3 separate regions of the Homo sapiens genome follow, and regions 2 and 3 are each linked to region 1. The links are chromatin loops, found by intact Hi-C in ENCODE. Cell type or tissue: heart left ventricle. All regions are shown on one strand. Links, peaks and the distances in the headings refer to the core of each region. The heading gives the core; the rest is flanking DNA.

The links. A loop is a pair of places that touch in the nucleus more often than their neighbours do. Peaks named below come from ENCODE experiments on the same cell type or tissue, not always from the same donor. Only the 100,000 strongest peaks of a DNase experiment are listed, where the experiment ranks them.
Region 2: a loop joins it to region 1, with 6 times the contacts of the local background. A loop is called at or near these places in 89 of 110 quality-filtered maps.
Region 3: a loop joins it to region 1, with 4 times the contacts of the local background. A loop is called at or near these places in 39 of 110 quality-filtered maps.

The regions. Positions count from the first base shown.
Region 1 is chr3:42,098,842-42,101,341 of GRCh38, forward strand. The region is part of intron 1 of TRAK1 (trafficking kinesin protein 1); the gene reads left to right. Among named protein-coding and RNA genes, the nearest start is that of TRAK1, 8.7 kb to the left of the region's middle. RefSeq lists an enhancer at 1-97. In heart left ventricle, for the core only: a CTCF peak has its summit at 1,145 (motif pointing left); DNase peaks (open chromatin) are centred at 380 and 2,390; H3K4me3 peaks cover 439 bases; H3K27ac peaks cover 1,810 bases.
Region 2 is chr3:42,010,062-42,018,650 of GRCh38, forward strand. LOC107986077 (a long non-coding RNA gene) reads right to left here and starts at 3,508. Exons shown (of 2, transcript XR_001740668.2): 1 at 3,363-3,508; 2 at 1,957-2,901. It also overlaps a transcript of TRAK1 not described here. RefSeq lists enhancers at 3,191-3,260, 4,241-4,380, 4,774-5,275 and silencers at 3,441-3,560, 3,651-3,720, 3,761-3,920, 3,981-4,050. In heart left ventricle, for the core only: a CTCF peak has its summit at 4,199; DNase peaks (open chromatin) are centred at 3,160, 3,530, 4,180 and 5,280; H3K4me3 peaks cover 2,500 bases; H3K27ac peaks cover 2,500 bases.
Region 3 is chr3:42,439,279-42,447,867 of GRCh38, forward strand. No RefSeq gene overlaps it. Among named protein-coding and RNA genes, the nearest start is that of LYZL4, 33 kb to the left of the region's middle. In heart left ventricle, for the core only: CTCF peaks have their summits at 4,741 (motif pointing left) and 4,956; a DNase peak (open chromatin) is centred at 4,753.

The DNA.
Region 1 (2,500 bases), core at 1-2,500:
GGGTTTTGCTGTATGGGTGCCGTGAAAGTCCCACGAGAGTGAGGGAGGCCGAGCCTTAGGCACCAGCGTTGCTGGAGCCAAAGGGCTGGGGGATTCCAGCTGGACAGGAAGTGGGCGGTAGAGGCCATGCAGAGGAATTGAGGGGCTGGGGGTCTCCATGGAATAGCGGGGATAACTGAGGGAGAGCTGTGGGGGAAGGGGGTTGCAGTCAGGGAGGGGGTATCTAAATTCCAGATTTCAGAGGTGGCCCGGGTGTGGCTGGCAGAAGTGGCATGTGATAGGAGGGCCGTGGAGGTCCCAGACTTGAGAGCTGGGGAGTCAGGTGGTGTCAGGTGTAGGGGTGGCAGTGGCAGCCTGGATGAGTGGCTGCACTCGGTGGAGAGGACGGCCGCCAACCTCTACCGGGGCGGAGTTGCTGATGGGTGGACGAGTGGGCATAGGCGGGGGTAACCCAGCTGGATGGCCTGAGTCTCAAGCGAGCAAGGATTTTTAAAGGCAAATGGGAGGAAATGAGAGGGGGAGGTGGCCCAAGGAGCCAGAGGATGCTGGCACCAACTCCAGACCTGAGTGCGGCAGCTCAGAGCAAGACCCTAATCTTGACCTTCCAGGAGGTTTAAACCCTAGTTTGATTTTGACCTAGATGATGGAACGTTTGCGTGGTACGAACTGAACCTTCTTAGTGGGAGAGATGGAAATGGTTGGAAAGACGATGGTGAGCTAAGCCTGTGGGCAGGGGCCCCTCCTTCAAACCCCAGCCACGCAGAGAGGGAGAGTCATGCTGAGGGGCTCTGACGTTCTTCTCTTAGTAGGAATTCTGTTCACTTTCCCAAACCAACATGTTCGGTTTCAGCTTATCTCATAAATATAATTATGCTCTTTTGTTCAGCTTTGAAAAATCCTGACCGTAGACCATTCAGGTTGTCATACCTTCAGGTTTGAACTCATTGCCCAGTGCTATTTTAACTGTTGTTTCTCCCTATTTATGTGAGTAGAAATGAGAAGGGGCAAAGCTGACTTTGTGACAGGGCCTGGAAGTTTTCTGTGCCCAGTGTCTCTTCCTTTGCCTTTAATTTGAATTCAGGCTGCCTGGGATGTGTGGTAAAGAATGGGCCTGTCCAGGTGAGGATGCAGCACCATCTAGTGGGCCAGAGATGCACTAGCAACAGGAGACAGGTTTTTGCAACTTTTGGAATGGATTGAAGGAAAGGGGAGTTAATCGTAGGCAGAGACTGCCAGGGTTAGGACCAGTGGCTCACACCTGTAATTCCAGCACTTTGGGAGGCCGAGGCAGGAGAATCGCTTCAGCCAAGGAATTTGAAGCCAGCCACTATGAAGGCAACATAGTGAGACTCCCATCTCTACAAAAAATACAAAGCTTAGCCAGTGTGGTGGTGCATGCCCTGTAGTCCCAGCTACTTGGGAGGCTGAGGTGGGAGGATCACTTGAGCCCAGGGTGTAGAGGCCACAGTGCGCCATGATTGTGCCACTGCACTCCAGCCTGGATGACAGAGCAAGAGACCTTGTCTTTCTTAAATAAAAAAATGGTGACAGGTGAGGCAGGTAACTTAGTTGTGTAGAAGAAAAGAAATCTTCTCCCATCTCATCTTTTCTCCTGCCTTGTTCCATCTACCTTTATTCTCTTCCCATCCACTCTGTTTACTGGAACTAATTCCAGAAGTAGTTTTTGTAAGGGACGGTGTCATTATAGCCAAGTGTGGCCATGTTTTTCTTGTGTAGACTCATGTAAGGAGATTCTGATGGGGGTGTAATTTCATTCCCATGTAGTGAACTTTATTCGAGCTGTCAGTGATTGTACTTTACAAGACTTTATTTATTTATTTTGAGACAGAGTTTTGTTCTTGTTGCCCAGGCTGGAGTGCAATGGCACAGTCTCGGTTCACTGCAACCTCTGTCTACTGGGTTCAAGTGATTCTCCTGCCTCAGCCTCCCCAGTAGCTGGGATTACAGGCACCTGCCACCACACCTGGCTAATTTTTTTGTATATTTAGTAGAGACAGGGTTTCACCATATTGGCCAGGCTGTCTCGAACTCCTGACCTCAGGTGATCCACCCGCCTCAGCCTCCCAAAGTGCTGGGATTACAGGCGTGAGCCACCACGCCTGGCCAACTTTACAGGACTTTAAATTAGCTGTGTGTTAGTCAAGTGTTGCTGTAGGAGTGCTAACAGCCTCCAAATCCTAGTGGTTCCTACAACATTTATTTCTTGCTCACAGACATGGGTCATCTGAGGATTGGCTTTGTTTGTCTCTTATTTGGGGATTTGGGCCACAAAGTTGGGACCTACCTAAGGACATGTTCTCCTCTGGGCAGAGGACAAGAGCTCAAGAGGACAGACCCAACCACGCCACACAGGCATGCTTAGAGCCTCCCACTGGACATGGAGTTATGCCGGCCACAGCGAATCATGTGGCCCAGCCTGAAGTCACAGAGTTGTGAAATATTTTGCCCATATTGGGCAAATAGTGAACCATAGCAAGAG
Region 2 (8,589 bases), core at 3,010-5,509, 86 kb before region 1:
AGATTACAGGTGTGAGCCACCACTCCTGAACTCAGCATCAAGTTGGCCAATGGGAGATAGGAACTGGTGGCTAAATATTTCCTCCTCTGTCTTACATTCTGCGCAGTTCCTCAGGGGGCCTCAGTGGGACTAAGCTCCAGTTGTTTACAGAAATTTTATATCCTTCAATAGGCTTTCTTTCTTTCCTGTTTCATTCTTTCTGGTCCCAATTTCTTTTTCTACCCATATCCTACGGGATCATTTTCCAGAAGAAAGTATCTGCCCATGAGTCCTTCTCCAATGTTGCTTTTGGGGGGAACCCCAGCTAATATAGCTAGCCTTTTAATTGCTTTTGTTGGGTCACTTTCAACATTTCCACCTTGGGTCCCTGGATGCATTCTGGGTTCCTAATGGGTAGGGATCAGATATTCTATTTTGTATTTTCCCACAGTTACTAACGAGGGCCTGGCAAATGCAAGTAAACATAGATTAATTTCGATTTGATTCAACAAAAGGAAAGAATACAGTGGCTATCTGTGGCTCAAGGGAAGCCAGTTGCCTCTGTTGCAGCTACTTCTGCCTCATGCTGGATGAAGGGAGGACTTACCAGGGCAATTACTGTTTTCCTTTCTTGTATCCATTCTGCTTCCCTCCCAGGTTCCTGTTCCACTGGCTTCCAGCAGCAGCAGGTCAGCAGCTGCTCCAAGTAGTTCATCAGCTCAGTCAGGCCCAGAACTGGGGCTGTCACTGGGGCCCCGCCTGCCATCTGCTTCCTCCAAGCTGAGAGTAGGAGAGGAAAACTGGTCCCTACTCCTCAGGGGCAGAATCCACATGCCTGTCATCTGGCACTACAGAACAAATCAGGGACTCCAAAGAATGAATGACTTCAAAATTTTCTACCAGCCTTAACTGAATCTCATAGATATAGGGAGTGACAGACAGCTGGTAAAGGTGTAAAGAAAGTAGAACATATTTGGCAGACAAGCAGTAGTTAACGGGTCTACCGCTAATTTGATGCTCCTGTGGACACACACTACTTTTCTGCCCACAGTTTCCAGAAAATGAGTAGGTTGGACTAGATGATCTCAAAGAACCCCCAGCTCTAGGATTGTTAAATTACAGAACTGGAAGGAATCTGATCGGTCAGTTATACTTCAAATAGTCTAATTTTTTTTTTTTCTTGAAAGCCTTCACTGTTGGTAACAGCACCATGTCTATTCTAGATCCACTATGAGAGCTCCAGCATATCTGCTCTGGCATGCTCCCTGATGGGCATGCCCATTTACATACAGTTTTTTTGTAATTAAAAATGATTTTTTTTGTAATTAAAAATTGCATTGAGATAATGGTAGATTCACATTCATTTCTAAGAAATAATATATTTGGGCCAGGTGCGGTGGCTCATGCCTGTAATCCCAGCACTTTGGGAGGCTGGGGCAGGTGGATCACCTGAGGTCAGGAGCTCGAGACCAGCCTGACCAACATGGTGAAACCCCATCCCTACTAAAAATGCAAAAATTAGCCAGGCATGGTGGTGCACGCCTGTAATCCCAGCTACTCAGGAGGCTGAGGCAGGAGAATTCCCTGAACCTGGGAGGTGGAGGTTGCAGTGAACTGAGATTGTGCCATTGCACTCCAGGCTGGGCAACAAGAGCAAAACTCCGTCTTGGGAAAAAAAAAATACACACACACACACACATATATATATTTGGCCTAGTTTCCCCCAATGACAACATTTGCAAAACCTTAATATGATATCATAACTAGGATATTGACATTGATACAATTTACCTATCTTATTCAGATTTTCCCAGTTTTACTTGTACTCATTTGTGTGTATATTAAGTTCTAGATAATTTTATCACCTGTACTACCATACTCAAGATGTTTAACAGTTCCAAATTCACAAGGATCCCTTGTGTTGCCCTTTTATATCATACCTGCTTTCTTTCCACCTTACTTCATTCCCCAACTTGATGGATTTTTCCAAATCTTTTTATTTGGAAATAAGTTCAAACTTACAGAAATGTTCAAGTACACTCTATATGCTGATTCACTGATAATATGCACCTTACCTTTATTGCCCACTTGGCTTTATCATTTTTTCCTATCAAGATTTTTTTTCCCCTGAATCATTTGAAGGTAAGCTGCATACATTATGACCTTTACCCTTTCAAGATACTTTAGTGTGTATTTCCCAAGAATTAGATATTCTTGTACATAATTACAGTGGAAGTTATCAACATCAGTACATTTAACATTGATCCAATACTTTAATCTCTTACATGGATTCTGATTTTGTCAGCTGGAATGTCCGTGATGTATTTCCCCTCCTCTAGCACAGGATGCAGTCTAGGATCAGGCATGGCATTTAGCTGCCCTGACTCTTTTGCACCCTTTAATCTGGAACATTTCCCAAGCTTTCTTTTGATTTTAATGACCTTGACATTTTTGAATAATACAGACCCTTCCTCTTTTTAATAGATGTTCCTCATTTTGGGTTTGTCCGATGTTTCACTATCATGATTCAGGTTATGCATTGTCCCCAGGAATACTGCATAGCTGATGTGGACATGATATCCATCTGCTCTCATTGGTGATGTAAATTTTGATCACCTGGTTAAGATGCTGTCTGCCTGCCTCTTTGTATAGTTACTATTTCCGCTTTTGCTACTAACAGGTCTAAACCATCTATGGGGAGACACATCAACCCAGACAAATATCTGCCAGCCAGTAACAGCCCCCTAGAGTAAGCATTCATGGATGATTCTTGCCTGAGCCAATCTTCACTATACACTTGATGATCTCTTCAAGTCAAGTCTATGCCAGTATGAGAAATCAGGTTTTGCAGGGTTTAGTTTCCTTACACCTTTGGTTCTGGTCTGAGTCTTCTTCAAGTCCTCCCAATGTCCTCTATGACCCCTGGGTTGAAAAGAAGTAGACTCAGTAGCCTCAACTGGAAATGAGATCATGTGGGTTGTTCCCTGTTAAACCGTCCACAAGTGATTTGCATAATAGAGTGGCCTGTGAGCTCTTACTTCCTGGATCGGTTCCTGATCCCCTCTCTGCTGTCCGCCAGCCCCCTGCCTGTCACCCTTTGGTGGCATCTTAGTCCAACAGCCAGTTCCATCCCCTCCAGCCTTCCCCCCGTCCCCGGCTCCATCCTCCCTCCATTTAAGCCTAAGGGCGGCTTTGCTAGGAGACAGCCCGCCCTGCAGGAACAGAACGCCTGGACTTCCACTGTGTTCACGACAATCAGCGCCCCGGGCCGCGGGGGTCCCATCCTTCTCTTAGACTGACTCTGGAAGGACCCCGAGAAGTGCTAGAAGTAAATAAGCGCTCGGGGAGGGATGTGATCAGCTTTTCCGGATCCAGGTCTTTACCGGATACTTCTCTGTGCCCCACGGCGTGGGTAAAAGTGCAGGGGCAGCCGCGGGCGAGGAAGGCGGGGCGCGGCTCCAGGCGACTAGGACGTGGCCGGCGGGCATCCTGGAGGGCGGCCCGCAGGTGGCGGCGCGGGGCGGCGGGCGGGGCTGGGAAGGGGGAGGGCTCGGCGCGCGTCGGGCGGTGACGGCAGCGCGGAGGGGAGGTGCAAGCCGCCCGCTCGCGGGGGAGCCATGGCGAGAGGCCGCGCGGCGGCGCCCGCAACAGTGCCCGCGTCCGCAGCAGCGCCCCCGCCCGCCGCCCCGGGGCCCACCCGGCCGCCGCCCCCGCGCGCCCCGAGCCCTTGACGCCCGCGCGCCTCAAGCGAGGCGTCCCCCAGAGTGGGGCCGCGCGCGGGAGAGCCGGAGCGCAGCCTTAGCGTCCCCGAGAGTCTCGAACGCCCCGACGACCCCCGCGTCTCGGAACCCCGGACTCCGAGCCCAGGAGCGCCAGAGCGGCAGGCGGGCAGCAGGAGGCGGCGGCGCCAGAGCGGAGCCCCCGCGAGTGCCCCCGTGCCGCCCGGCCGGCTGCAGCGGAGGGAACCGAAGCCGCCGGGCGGCCGGGGCCGGGCCGAGAACGACGCGGAGGAAGCCCCCACCGAGGCCCCCCGGCACCGCGCCTGCTGCCGGGTTGCGCTCCGTGCACCTCTTGCGGGTAAGCCAGGGGTCCGCTCACCCGCGCCGCCTGCGCCTCGGGCCCAGGGGCTGGGGAAGGACACGGGTGTTCTGGGAGTGTCCGCGTGAGATAGTGGCGGCGTGAGAGGCCGGGCGCCGGGACCCTGCGGGGACAGCCCTCCTAATGCACCGGCCGCACCTGCAGGAGGCCCTCGGAGCCCGGAAAAGTGCCCCTAGGGCATCGTGTCGGCCACGCCGCGTGGCCTGGATTCCGCGCTCCGGCACTCCGAGGTGACAGTGAGGCGACCTTCAAAGAGCCTGGAGCTGAGCGCGGGCAGCACCCCGATTCCCACTCACCCGCAAAACTTGATGAAAATGACATCATCTGAGCGTGTCAGAGAGCAGAGAGCCTTTAGAGCCCTCCTTTGCATCCTTGAGAGTTAACAAGTTTACTTTGTCACTTTCTTGACCTGATTTTTAAAGTTCTTTTCTAGTCTCCAAGGTCAAGCTCTTGCAGGTAAAAACAAATGTAATGAACTGTATCGTTTCTTCTTTTGTAAAGTTGTGTTTCAGGAAAGATGTTAAAAGTCGGCCTGCTCTTGAGGCTGGTGCTGGGTGCCCCTTCCGCTTTAAGCTTGCCTGTTTTAGAACCCGTGGCTGCACTTGTTCAGACACTGAAATTAGCGTCCGCTTTGAGAGCCTTCAGAGTATTCGTCGTTGGACCGCTGATTTTTTTTTTTTTCTGATATGCTTCACTGGAACTTTATTTGCTTCAAAAGTGTAAACGTTGTCAATACTGTCTGTGAGTGTGTATTCGGGACTGGTAACCTTTTCTGGAGGGTCTTTTGTTTATCTGGAAGGAGAGTGGAGGTTACCATAGGGAAACGGTCTAGTTCCAGGGTCCTTTCCAATTTCCAACTACAAGAGCAGCGAAGAGGAAGGTGCTCAGACTAAGCTCTGATTAGCCCTGGAGCCAGTCTGCACTGGGGAGGGTCTCCCCAGATTGAGTGAAGGGACAACAGGCTGGGAGCTTGACTGGTAGGTTTGGAGAGTTGGACCTGGAGTGACAGATGGCGCCTTCCCCTCTGTCTCTCGGTTTGGAATGGTCATACTCGGTTGCTCTTTGATCTTGGACCTCAGCTTTGTCACAGAGGTTCCCAGCCCAGTGTAGCCTAAGCCAGCTGGAAAGCTGAGCCCGGCTCTGGGGGATGCTGAATCGGTTTAAAGCCCTTGTCTCAGGGCTGCGAGTTTGGCAACAGTTGGGTTTCAGCTTGGCCCCAGCACCAGCCGTTTCCTGTTTGATGCCCCAGGGACCAGTTTCCCATCCCCAGCGCTCGCTTGAGGGTGTCTCCACTCTGGCTGTGTTGCTTCTCCTTCTCTGTGGTCTTGGAGTGGGAAACCTGGACTGAAATTCCAACTCCTCTCTATTGGCTGTGTGACCTTACTTAACCTCTCTGTCCTGCTCTCCCCTCTCTGGGAGACAATGTTTTAAATGGAGGTGTCTGTAAAAGTTTGACTGAATGACATGGGAGCGTTTTCAGGTCTCCTTCCAACATGATTGGGTTTGTAATTTGGTAAGCTTTTTGAGCCCCAACAGGGATAATAAAGCATATAATAGTAATTATTGTTTTATAGGTTTATTATGAGGGTCAAATCAGGTAATATAAAAGAGCTTTGGGCCGGGCATGGTGACTTGTGCGTGTATTCCCAGCATTTTGGGAGGCTGAGGCAGGTGGATCACTTAAGGTCAGGAGTTCGAGACCAGCCTGGCCAACATGGTGAAACCCCGTCTCTACTAAAAATACAAAAATTAGCTGGGCATGATGATGGGCACCTGTAATCCCAGCTACTAAGGAGGGTGAGTCAGGAGAATAGCTTGAATCCGGGAGGCAGAGGTTTCATTGAGCCAAGATCCCGCCACTGCACTTCAGCCAGGGCGACAGAGCAAGACCCCATCTCAAAAACAAAAACAAAAACAAAAAACATAAAAATAAAAGGGCTTTCAAAAATAATAGAGCACTATTCACATTGAATGGAGTTCTTAAACTTTCACTTTCCAAACTAACAACACCTTAAGGTTTGCCATCTTAAGTGGACTTTGTTCCTGTCATTGCATTCTGGTTTTTTGTTTTTTTTTTTCTTTTTGAGTCAGAGTGTCGCTCTGTCATCGAGGCTAGAGTGCAGTGGTGCGATCTTGGCTCACTGCGGCCTCCACCTCACAGGTTCAAGTGATTCTTTGGCCTCAGCCTCCCGAGTAGCTGGGATTGCAGGCACCTGCCACCACGCCCAGCTAATTTTTGTATTTTTAGTAGAGACGGGGTTTCACCACTTTGGCCAGGCTGGTCTCAAACTCTTGACCTCGAGTGATCTGCTGGCCATGACCTCCCAAAGTGCTGGGATTATAGGCGCAAGCCACCACTCCCAGTCCCTGTCGTTGCATTCTGAGTCCCTGCCTCTGACCTTGTATATAGTAGGCCTCTGTAATTGTTTGGTGATTCTTGAATTAACCATCTGGGCTCTCCATCTTGACTTCGTGCTCCCAAGGTAGAGAACAGACCTTGGGCATTCTCCTCTCCGTCAGCTGTCGGAGTTTTTATAGATGCGATTGTTCTGTAGCACCATATAGCTCATAAGAGAGCCAAGGAGAGTAAGCAGATAGGTGGCCAGTTTTTCTGCAAGGGACAGTTCTTTTTTTACCCTTTGGGGCTCAAGTAAGAAAGGCATTGGAGGGCGAACAGTCATTTAAACTCACTGAGAGTTGCAGATATTCAGTAAAGCCTTTTGTGCATGCCAGAGCTTAATACTGTATGGTCGGGAAGTTTGATAAACTTTAAAGTACCATGACCAGCCTCTTCACATATATGATTCTGTGACCCTTGGTTTTGAAAATGGACTCTGACCACTGGCTGCGGTGGCTCACACCTGTAATCCTAGCACTTTGGGAGGCCAAGGCAGGTGGATTGCCTGAGCTCAGGAGTTCGAGACCAGCCTGGGCAACATGGTGAAACCCCGTCTCTACTAAAACACAAAAAAAGTAGCCGGGCGTGGCAGCATGCGTGTGTAATCCCAGCGACGTGGGAGGCTGAGGTAGGAGAATTGCTTGAACCCAGGAGGTGGAGGTTGCAGTGAGCCAAGATTGTGCCATTGCACTCCTGCCTGGGCGACAGAGTGAGACTCTGTCTCAAAAACAAAACAAAACAAAAGAAAATGGACTCAGATTTATTTAACTCATCTATATTTGGCATGCACTGTGATTTTTGTAGGGAAAGACAAGAGGATGTTCTTTTTAAAAGATGGAGATAGAACCCAAGGGCTTATGTGGGTTCTTAGGTTTTATTTTATTCTTGGACAGAGATACACTGTTGTTAGACAGAGATACACTGTTGAATGAATGGGTCTTCTGGCTTCTCACCTCCTTTTCCCCCCTTCTTTTCAAACAAATGTTCCCTATTCTGACTTGTCTTCTTAGATGTATCTAAGTGGAGGCCACTTGCAGTGTTGAAAAGTGCAAATTTTAGTGAAGAGACAGTAAATAATTGCATATGTGTAAAACTGGATGTCTCCTGAGTTACACAGAATACCAATGATGTTGAGCTGCTTAAAGGCTATGATAGGCATTTTATGAAAGGCTGTGTAGTATGATTCATTATAGTGAGAAATTTATTTAATTATTATTGTTAATAGTGCACCTGAGGTGAAACAGGGTGGAATGGGGTGGGAGGGGAGCTCTTGAAATCCTTGTTTGGACTTAATTTTTTTGTTTTCAAAATTTATTATTTTTATTTTACAGTGCTGTTCCTTGCAGAGCAGGGCTAACTCATAGGCAGTGTGCCTGTAGGCAGCCTGTTTGGACTTCCTTAAACACTTTTTTTTTCTTAAATAGAGACAGGTTCTTGCTATGTAACAGGTGAAGCTGGGAATAGCCCTTCCTAGAATGCTGAGGTGGGAGGATCACTTGAGCCCAGGAGTTCGAGACCAGCCTGGGCAACATAGTGAGACCTCATTGTTACAAAAAAAAAAAAAAAAAAGACAAAAGAAAAATTAGTCAGGTGTGGTGATGTGCACCTGTAGTTCCAGCTACTAGGGAGGCTGAGGTGGGAGAATCTCTTGAGCCCAAGAGATTGAGGCTGCAGTGAGCCATTATTGCACCATTGTACTCTAGCCTAGGTGACAGAGCGAGACCCCATCTAAAAAAAAAAAAAAATATTGCTGTCTGAGTCAAAAAGTGCTCTTAAGGAAAATGTACCTTGTTTTCCCTGAGGTTCTGGGGAATCCCCAGCATAAGCACATGTACCCCAGTTTGGGAATCGTGGAGCTGGATTATTTCTAGGGTCTCCTCTAGTTCCAGGACATTCAACAGGAGAGGATAGTCTATCCAGAGGAAGTGGATTTTGTACTAACATCCGACAAGGATGCTCCATCACAGTATAAATTATCCACATTTGAATGTTAAATAAGACCATGCTGTGGGTACTCAGGTGACTTTAAAAATCTTTTTTTTCTTTTAAGAAGTAGGAGAAAATAACTGTGAACATGTGGACTAAGTGGCTTGACATTTTCGAAAAGTATCTCT
Region 3 (8,589 bases), core at 3,297-5,796, 340 kb after region 1:
TGAAAATTATGCTTCCTAGCAAATGCAATTCCAACTAGTCATCGAGATTCGTGTCACTAATGGGGCCTCATGTCTTTCTGATTCAGTTTGAATCTTTTGAAAATGCCTTGATTAAATTTGGATCTTCCAAAAATGTCAGTGACTTTGATTCAGAAAGTGTGAATTCTCAGCAAGTTTGCCAAGTGTAGGACGCTTCTCTTCATCACACATTCACTTTCTTCAGTGACTAAGGCCTATGTCTTACACAAATGGGTACATTTTTAGCCTGATGGCTGAGGAGGAACACTCGCCAGAATTAGCTGCCCGTGTCCCTCTGTCTCGCTGGTTCACTGTGCCGTGTAGGTAACGTCATGCCCAGGTCTCCTCAGTCTCCTGAACACGTCTGCAGAGACATGTTCTAAGCTTACTGGGCAGATGCTCCATTAGGAAGAGATGCAGGGACATTGCAGCAACATCTGCCAGAAGTTGTGCTTGGCTGGAAGAAAGCACTTCTCAATTTCCAACAGTCCCTGAAGCCTCCTCTCCCTTCTCATCTCAGTCCTGATCACACGGCAGATGGATGGGCTGGGATTCTCTGCTGTGATGCATTTGGCATTGGCTGACAGAGCAGACACAATGGCAGTGCCCTCTGGGAAGCAACATAAAGAGCTGATTGTTGTATTTTCTGACAGATAATAGGGGAGAAAGATGTGAATAAACCAGGTGCACTTGTCCTTTAACAGACTGATAATGGTGACAGAAAACACCCTAGTGGCCATGGAAACAAAGAGTTGGGACAGGAATAAGAATGGAACTGTGGGGAGATTTCAACAAGTCCCTCTGTGTGTTGCTGGAAGATACTTGGAAATGTTTGCTGCATTTCCTCATGCATCCCAGTTCTTCCTCAGCCCCAACAGCAAAGACTTCCAGCAGGGAAGGGTTGATACAGCAGGGATGGGAGAAGAAGGGAGTCAAAATCTTGGCTTGGCTTTTGAATTTGGAAAGTCAACTTTGAGTTGTAAGAACCCAAAGGAAATTTACAGGTAACCTAGAAACTTCCAAGGCCTGAGATATAGATCAGGGCTAGTTTTGCCTGCTTCAGAAGAGAGGAAGTTTCTCAGGGCAGAGGTGGGGAGAGAATGATAAGGGGCAGCAAGAGAGAAAGAAAATAGGAGCTTCCCTGAAAATGGCCCTGCTCCCCAACCCACCCACCTGTCACCAATAGGGGATGAAGAATACAGCAGAGACCTCAGATGGGTGCAGAGTGGGGTGGGGGATCCTAGGGACCATGCCTAGAGCTGCCAGATAAAATGCAATGTTTGGGGCTGGGCAGGGTGGCTCACGCATGTATTCCCAGCAGTTTGGGAGGCTGAGGCAGATGGATCACTTGAGGTCAGGAGCTTGAGACCAGCCTGGCCAACATGGTGAAACGCCCCCTCTACTGAAAATACAAAAATTAGCTGGGCATTGTGGTGCATGCTTGTAATCCCAGCTACTTGGGAAGCTGAGGCAGGAGGATCGCTTGAACCTGGGAGGTGGAGGTTTCAGTTTGCCAAGATTTTGCCACTGCACTCCAGCCTGGGTGACAGAGCAAAACTCCGTCTCAAAAAAAAAAAAAAAAAAGCAATATTTGGGACATACTTACAATAAAAAACTACTTATCGTTTACCTGAAATTCAAATTTAACCGGGTGATATGTATTTTTATTTGCTAAATCTGGCATCCCGATTTGCACCTCCTTTCTAGGGGAAACCTAAAGAGCCTCCTCACCCCAGCAGGTGAGGAAGACAAAGACAAAGAAGCGATGCTGGGGAGAGAAACCATGGGGTGCCTGGCGGAGCCTGCAACAGGAGAAGGAAAAGCTCTGCCTCCGAGGAAGCATGAGACTCCACTTCTGGGTGAGGGCTTAGAAGTCGAAATGAGGAGGACGCAGTTGCCACCTGCAGGGAGCATTCCATGGGCGTCAGAGGGGTGACAGTTTCATCAGACAACACCAGTAGGGATTGATAGGGTCATGCAGACAAGATTGCACATGCATGCACACACACCATGTGCCTCCACACAAAAACAATAAAAGTCCATACTTACTGAGCACTTGCTATCCCAGGAACTGTTCACAGAACTTGATGCTTACTATTTTCTAAGTGCATTATATTCTCTTCTGTCAGCTCTTCTAATCCTTGCAACAGTCCTATGAGGTAGGCATTTTTATCTCCATTTTCCTCATGAGGGAACAGAAGCAAAGAAGTCATGTGAGTATCCCAGACTCACCTAGTTGGCAGGTGGCAAAACTGGAGTGTGAGCCCAGCAGTTTGGTTCCTGAATCTGTACCCTTAAACTTCCGTACTCTGCAATCTGTATCACTTGGGGTTGAGTGTGACCGCAAGTAACCAAAAACCCCAATTCACAGTGGCCAAAACACAGAATTTTATTTTATTTTGTTAAACAACAACAACAAAATTCCAGAGGCAGGCAGGTCAGGACTGTTGTAACAGTTCCATAAAGCTCCTTCTGGAATTCCCTCTGCGTTCACTGCAGGTGACTTTCAAACTTGTGGTCCAAGAGGGCTGCTGGAGCCTCAGCCATTATATATGTGTTCCAAGCAGCAAGAGGGAGGAAGGAGGAAAAAGAGCAGTTCTTTCCCTCTTCTGGAAAGTCACATATGCCATCTCTTAGTGACACAGTCTCATCTTGCTGCAAGAGAAGCTGGAGTAAGTAATCACTTGGCTGATTGGCAGTGTGCCCAGCTACAATCAGGAATAAAAGAAGAAAATGACTGTTGAGAATTGATAACATTCCCTGTTACACAGCCTCTGGAATTTTAAAGTCCCTGGAATTATAGGTCTGTAGTAGATTTTACCGCTGCCCAAATCTCTCCCCCAGCTCACCATGGATGGAGCCAACAAAGTAGGGTGTGCGGCATCTTAAGGTATCTGCAAAGGGCTGAGGAGGCTGGAGGCTGAGATACAGAGAAGTTCCCAGGAATCTGCCCCCAATTCCTCTACCTCCCATTTTGAAGCAAATCACTGTTCTGATTTCTATCACGATAGGTTAGTTTGCATTTTCTAGAGCTTCATATAAATGGGATCATAGAGCATAACCTCTTTTGTGTCTGGGTTCTCTCATTCAGCATTATGTCTGTGAGATTCATTCCTGTGGGGTGCATCAGTCATTCATTTCTTCTTATTGCTGTGAGGTGTATTCCATTACAGGAATACACCATAATTTGTCCATTCATCTGTTGAGGGACACCTAGTGTGTTTCCAGTCTTGAACTATTATGAATAAAATCTCACGAATATTTTTGCACAATACTGGATGCGGATATTGCTTTTCACTGCTGTTGATTAAATGCCTAGGAGGATAATTATAGGACAGATCGACCTAAGTTATAAGGCAAGTAAACACTTAACTTTTTACGTAACTGTCAAGTAATTTTCTGAAGTGGTTGTAGCATTTCACACTCCTCCAGGCGGTCTATGAGTGTTCCAGTTGCTCCACATGGTGAGTTCTCAGAGGAGTCCCAAGGGCTGGCACCATATCCTTACCTGGGCCTTGAGGGCCTGGTCCTGGCTAGGTCAGCACATGGAGCTCCAGCCTGGGAGGCTGTGGCAGCGTCTCCTGCAGGGCAACCACAGCAATGCATGGGCTGAGGGATTCCAGAGCAGGAGCCCGCTGCAGCAGCCTTGTGATGTGAGGGCAGTGCAAGGCAAAGACATTGCCAGTACCATGGAGATGGTGAGCCCACCACAGCGAGTGCTCAGGAGTCTCCTGCCATCATTGGCATCAGCAGTAGTCTGCCAGGAATGCAGGAACACATCAAGATGTGTGAAGGGGGATTAGGCGATGCATTTTGGACACTCAGGATGGGCACCAAAGGGAAGTAATGGCCCCAGAAGAGTGCCAGCAATGCCTCCCTCGCAAATCCCCACATATTCTAAGCAGCCAGGCTGCAGGACTGCTTCTCATTTGGAGTGGAAGTAATTTGCAAGAGTGGTGGGAGCTGTTTCTCCCAGCTGCAGAAAATATTAACGTCTTGTGGAAGACTCTTTCAGCAGAATCTTAGGTCCATGGGTCACGAAGTCTGGAAAGTTGACAAGGCTTTGGGGTGGTGTGATGAAGAAGCATCTCTCTTTGTATTTTTTCTGATTTTGCTGTCTTCCTTCTTCATCAGAAAACACGTACTCTGCCATGGGCTGTAGCTAGTGACAGCAACATGGGAGCCGACCAAAACACCCCCTGGTGTTAGATGTGGTATAGCCAAGCAGTTATACAAGAGAGCTCTGAAGCCGACTTACTGGGTTCAAATCCCAGCTCTGCCTTACATTATCTGCATGATGTTGGACAAGTTGCTGAGCCTCTATGTGCCTCAGTTTCCCCACCTAGAAAATGAGGATAACAGGGTATGTTTTGCAGGCTTTTCTGAGGAATAAATGAATTAATAGATGTAAAGATCTTACAGCAAGCCTAAACCTAAACATAACAAGCCTCAGTAAATTATGATTCTGGAAGATTGAAGCTTAGCTTGAAAGCTGCTACAATGACACAATTAGTTCTGACAACTACACAAATTTATCAGTATAGAGGAAGAATCTCAGGCACAAATCCAGCCCTTTACCCAAGGCCTACAACCACTAAGTGACAAAGCAGTAATTCCCATTTTACTGGGTAGCTCCAAAGCTTGGGCTCCATTCCTCATGCTCCTCTCCTTTTATTACACGGATTGCCTAAAGCCTTAGGAACGTGGCGCCACTGCCACCTACTGGTGATGCTGCCACATGGCCCATGGCTGGGGCTCTCACTGAAGCCAATGGGACAGAGATGGAAAGGGTGTGCTCAGAACAGAGGACTGCCACAGGGCAGCCTGATCAGTGGAATGCGACAGGGTCCCAAAGGCTCTCTGGAAACCTTGTACCCAGAGGGCTTGGATTCTAATCTGAATCTGATCGCGGGATCAATCTCTCCTTCAAATAAAGGCACTTTGAGATCAATGTTGGCCAAGGTTTGTATGTGTTGCTAACACATTGTAAATCAAAAAATATCTGATATAGTTTGGCTCTGTATCCTCACCCAAATCTCATCTCTAACCGTAATCCCCATATGTCAAGGGAGGGACCTAGTGGGAAGCGATTGGATCATGGGAACAGATTTTCCCTGTGCTGTTCTCGTGATAGTGAGTTCTCATGAGATCTAATGGTTTAAAACTGTGGTACTTCCCCCTTCTCTCTCTCTCTCCTGCCACCTTGTGAAGAAGGTGCTTGCTTCTCCTTCTTCTACCATGATTGTAAGTATCTTGAGGCCTCCTCAGCCATGAGGAACTGTAAGTCAATTAAACCTCATTTATTTATGAATTACCCAGTCTCCAGTAGTCCTTTATAGCAGCATGAAAACAAACTAATACAGAAAATTGGTACCGGAAGTAGGGTTGGAGCCCCCACACAAAGCCCTCACTGGGGCACTGCCCAGTGGAACTGTGAGAAGAGGGCCACCGTCCTCCAGACCCCAGAATGGTAGATCCACCAACAGCTTGGACCATGCCCTTGGAAAAGCCACAGGCACTCAAAACCAGCCCGCAAAAGCAGCCACAGGGGCTGTATCCTGCAGAGCCACAGAGGCAAAGCTGTCCAAAACCTTGGGAACCCACCCCTTGCCTCAGCGTGTCCTGGATGTGGAACATGGAGTCAAAGGAGATTATTTTGGAGTGTTAAGATTTAATGAGGCCAGTGCAGTGGCTCACGTCTGTAATCCCAGCACTTTGGGAGGCTGAGGTGGGCAGATCACTTAAGGCCAGGAGTTCAAAACCAGCCTGGCCAACATGGAGACACCGTTTCTACTAAAAATACAAAAATTAGCCGGTGTGGTGGTGCCCACCTGTAATCCCAACTACTCGAGTGGGTGGCTGAGGCATGAGAATCTGGGAGGCAGAGGTTGCAATGAGCCGAGATCATGTTACTGCATTCCAGCTTGGGTGACAGTGTGAGACTGTCTCTCTCTCTCTCTCTCTCTCTCTCTCTCTCACACACACACACACACACACACACACACACACATACACACACAGAGATTTAATGAGTGCCCTACCAGGTTTTAGACTTGCATGGGGTCTGTGGCCCCTAAGTTTTGGCCAATTTATTCCATTTGGAACAGGAACATTTACCCAATGCCTGTACCTCCATTGTATCTTGGAAGTAACTAACTTTGTTTTTATTTTATAGGCTCATAAGCAGAAGGGACTTGCTTTGTCTCAGATGAGACTTCGGACTTGAATGTTTGAGTTAGTGCTGGAATGAGTTAAGACTTTGGGTGACTATTGGGAAGGTATGATTGGTTTTGAAATGTGAGAGGGAGGTAAGACTGGGGAGGGACCATGGGCAGAATGATATGGTTTGGCTCTGTATTCCCACCCAAATCTCATCTCAAATTGTAAGCCTCATGTGTCAGGGGAGGGACCAGGTGATTGGATCACGGGGACAGATTTTCTCCATGCTGTTCTTGTGATAGTGAGTGAGTTCTCACAAGATCTGATTGTTTAAAAGTGTGCTGCCTCCCCCTTCTCCCTCTCTCCTGCCATCTTGTGAAGAAGGTGCCTGCTTCTCCTTTGCCTTCTGCCATGATTGCAAGTTTCCTGAGGCCTCCCCAGCCATGTGGAACTGTGAGTCAATTAAACCTCTTTCATTTATAAATTACCCCGTCTCAGGCAGTTTTTAATAGCAGTGTGAAAATGGACTCATATAGTATCTGAGACAGGTCTCAATCAATTTAGAGGTTTACTTTGCCAAGGTTAAGGACCATGGCCCGTGACACAACCTCAGGAGGTCCTGAGAACCTGTGCCCAAGGTGGTTGGGTTACACTTCGGTTTTATTACATTTTAGGGAGACAGAAGTTACAGGCAAGGCATAAATCAGAACATGGAAAGTATACATTGGTTCAGCCCAGAAAGCCAGACATCTTGAAGCAGGGGGCTTCCAGGTCATAGGTGGATTTGAAGATTTCTTGAGGTTAGATAAGGGAGGTTGTGAAAACCAAGGTTCTTATCATGTAGATGATGCTACCAGGTAGCAGGCTTCAGAGAGAATAGATAGCAAATGTCTCTTATCAGACCTTAAAAGGTGTCAGACTCTGGAAAAGACCTGGTAAGGGAAAGAGATTCTCTACAGAATGCAAATTTCCCCCACAAGAGACTGTTCAGCAGGGCCATTTTAAAACATATCAAAGAAATATATTTTGGGGTAAAATACTTTGCCTACTCTCTGTCATGTGTTACTATACTAGAGTCACATTGGAATGCTGTATCTTACTGCTACAAAGAGTCTGTTTTGCCATTATTAAGATCTCTGTTTTAATGTTAATTCTGGTCAGTTGTGCCTAAATTCCAAAGGGAGGAGGTTATAATGAGGCATGTTCAACCCTACATTCCCATCAAGACCTGAATCAGGGTTTCAGGTTTCTTTGAGATCCCCTTGGCCAAGAAGGGGTCCATTCAGTCCATTGTGGGGCTTAGAATTTTAATTTTGGTTTACAACATCAACGTGTTAGCTATTTACCAGATTACCCAGCTCTTGTGCAAGAGAAAGGTCAAGGAATTGGAACATGGGACAGGTGAGTTTTGATGAGGATGACACAGTTCAGCAGGGCTCAAAGTACAGGGCCTCACCCAGAAGGTCAGCTTTGGATGGGGGCCCTGAGGCGAAAGCCCCTTTTATAATTTTGCCTTTCTCCACGAACTTCCCCACTTGGGTGGAAGAATGGATAAAAACTCTTAATGAGACAGACAAAGCCCTCTGTGCTTTGGGTCTTGCTGATGTGTCCAGCCTCATTCCTCCCAGCCCCACCTCACACTCTAGGACAGTTCAGCACTTTGGGTGGATAGTTGTGACCTGGACTACTTTTTACAAACTCATTTTCTGGGAAATGCCCTTCACCCCCACTACTAAGGCCCCTATAGTACCTACTCCAAAGAACCTTACACATTGTATCCCATGTGAATGGCATCCTATGTGAGTGGCATCCCTGGGTCACAACCCCTTAGACTACAACAGGAATGGTGCCTCTGGGCCTTGTACAACTTGGCAAGATGTCTACTACTACCACTACCATTCACATGAGTGGACATGTGGACCTGGCCTCCAGACCATACATAGATGACAGGTTCAGTGTGAGCTTCAAAATCAAGTGGGCTGATCAGAGTGCTCTCACCCTCGAAATATGAAACTGATGTAAGAGATTCCAAGCTCAGATTGGCTGGAATCTCAAATAAAGGAGGTGTTGGTGGCAGCCCCAAACTGTATGTTGTGAGTGCCCTGGCCAGTACCACCTTTTCAGGGTGGTACACCCATCCCCCAGGTGCTTATTGGCTGCTAACATGTCAAAGCTGCCCCTGCTCTGGAAAATCTCCTACTGCACAGAGCCCACCCCACCCCAAGCCAATAGCCTCAGAGGTACACAAGGGCAGCCCTCAAGGCAGGACAACTCTGCAGCAAATTTACATCCCAAAGGCCCCTCCACCTGGGTCAGGCCACCGTCCTTGCTCAACTCTGCTCCTTCCCTATCCTCCTTCTTCCCTCCATTACAGGCTTCTCCTAAACACACTACCCCAACAGATGACCCAAA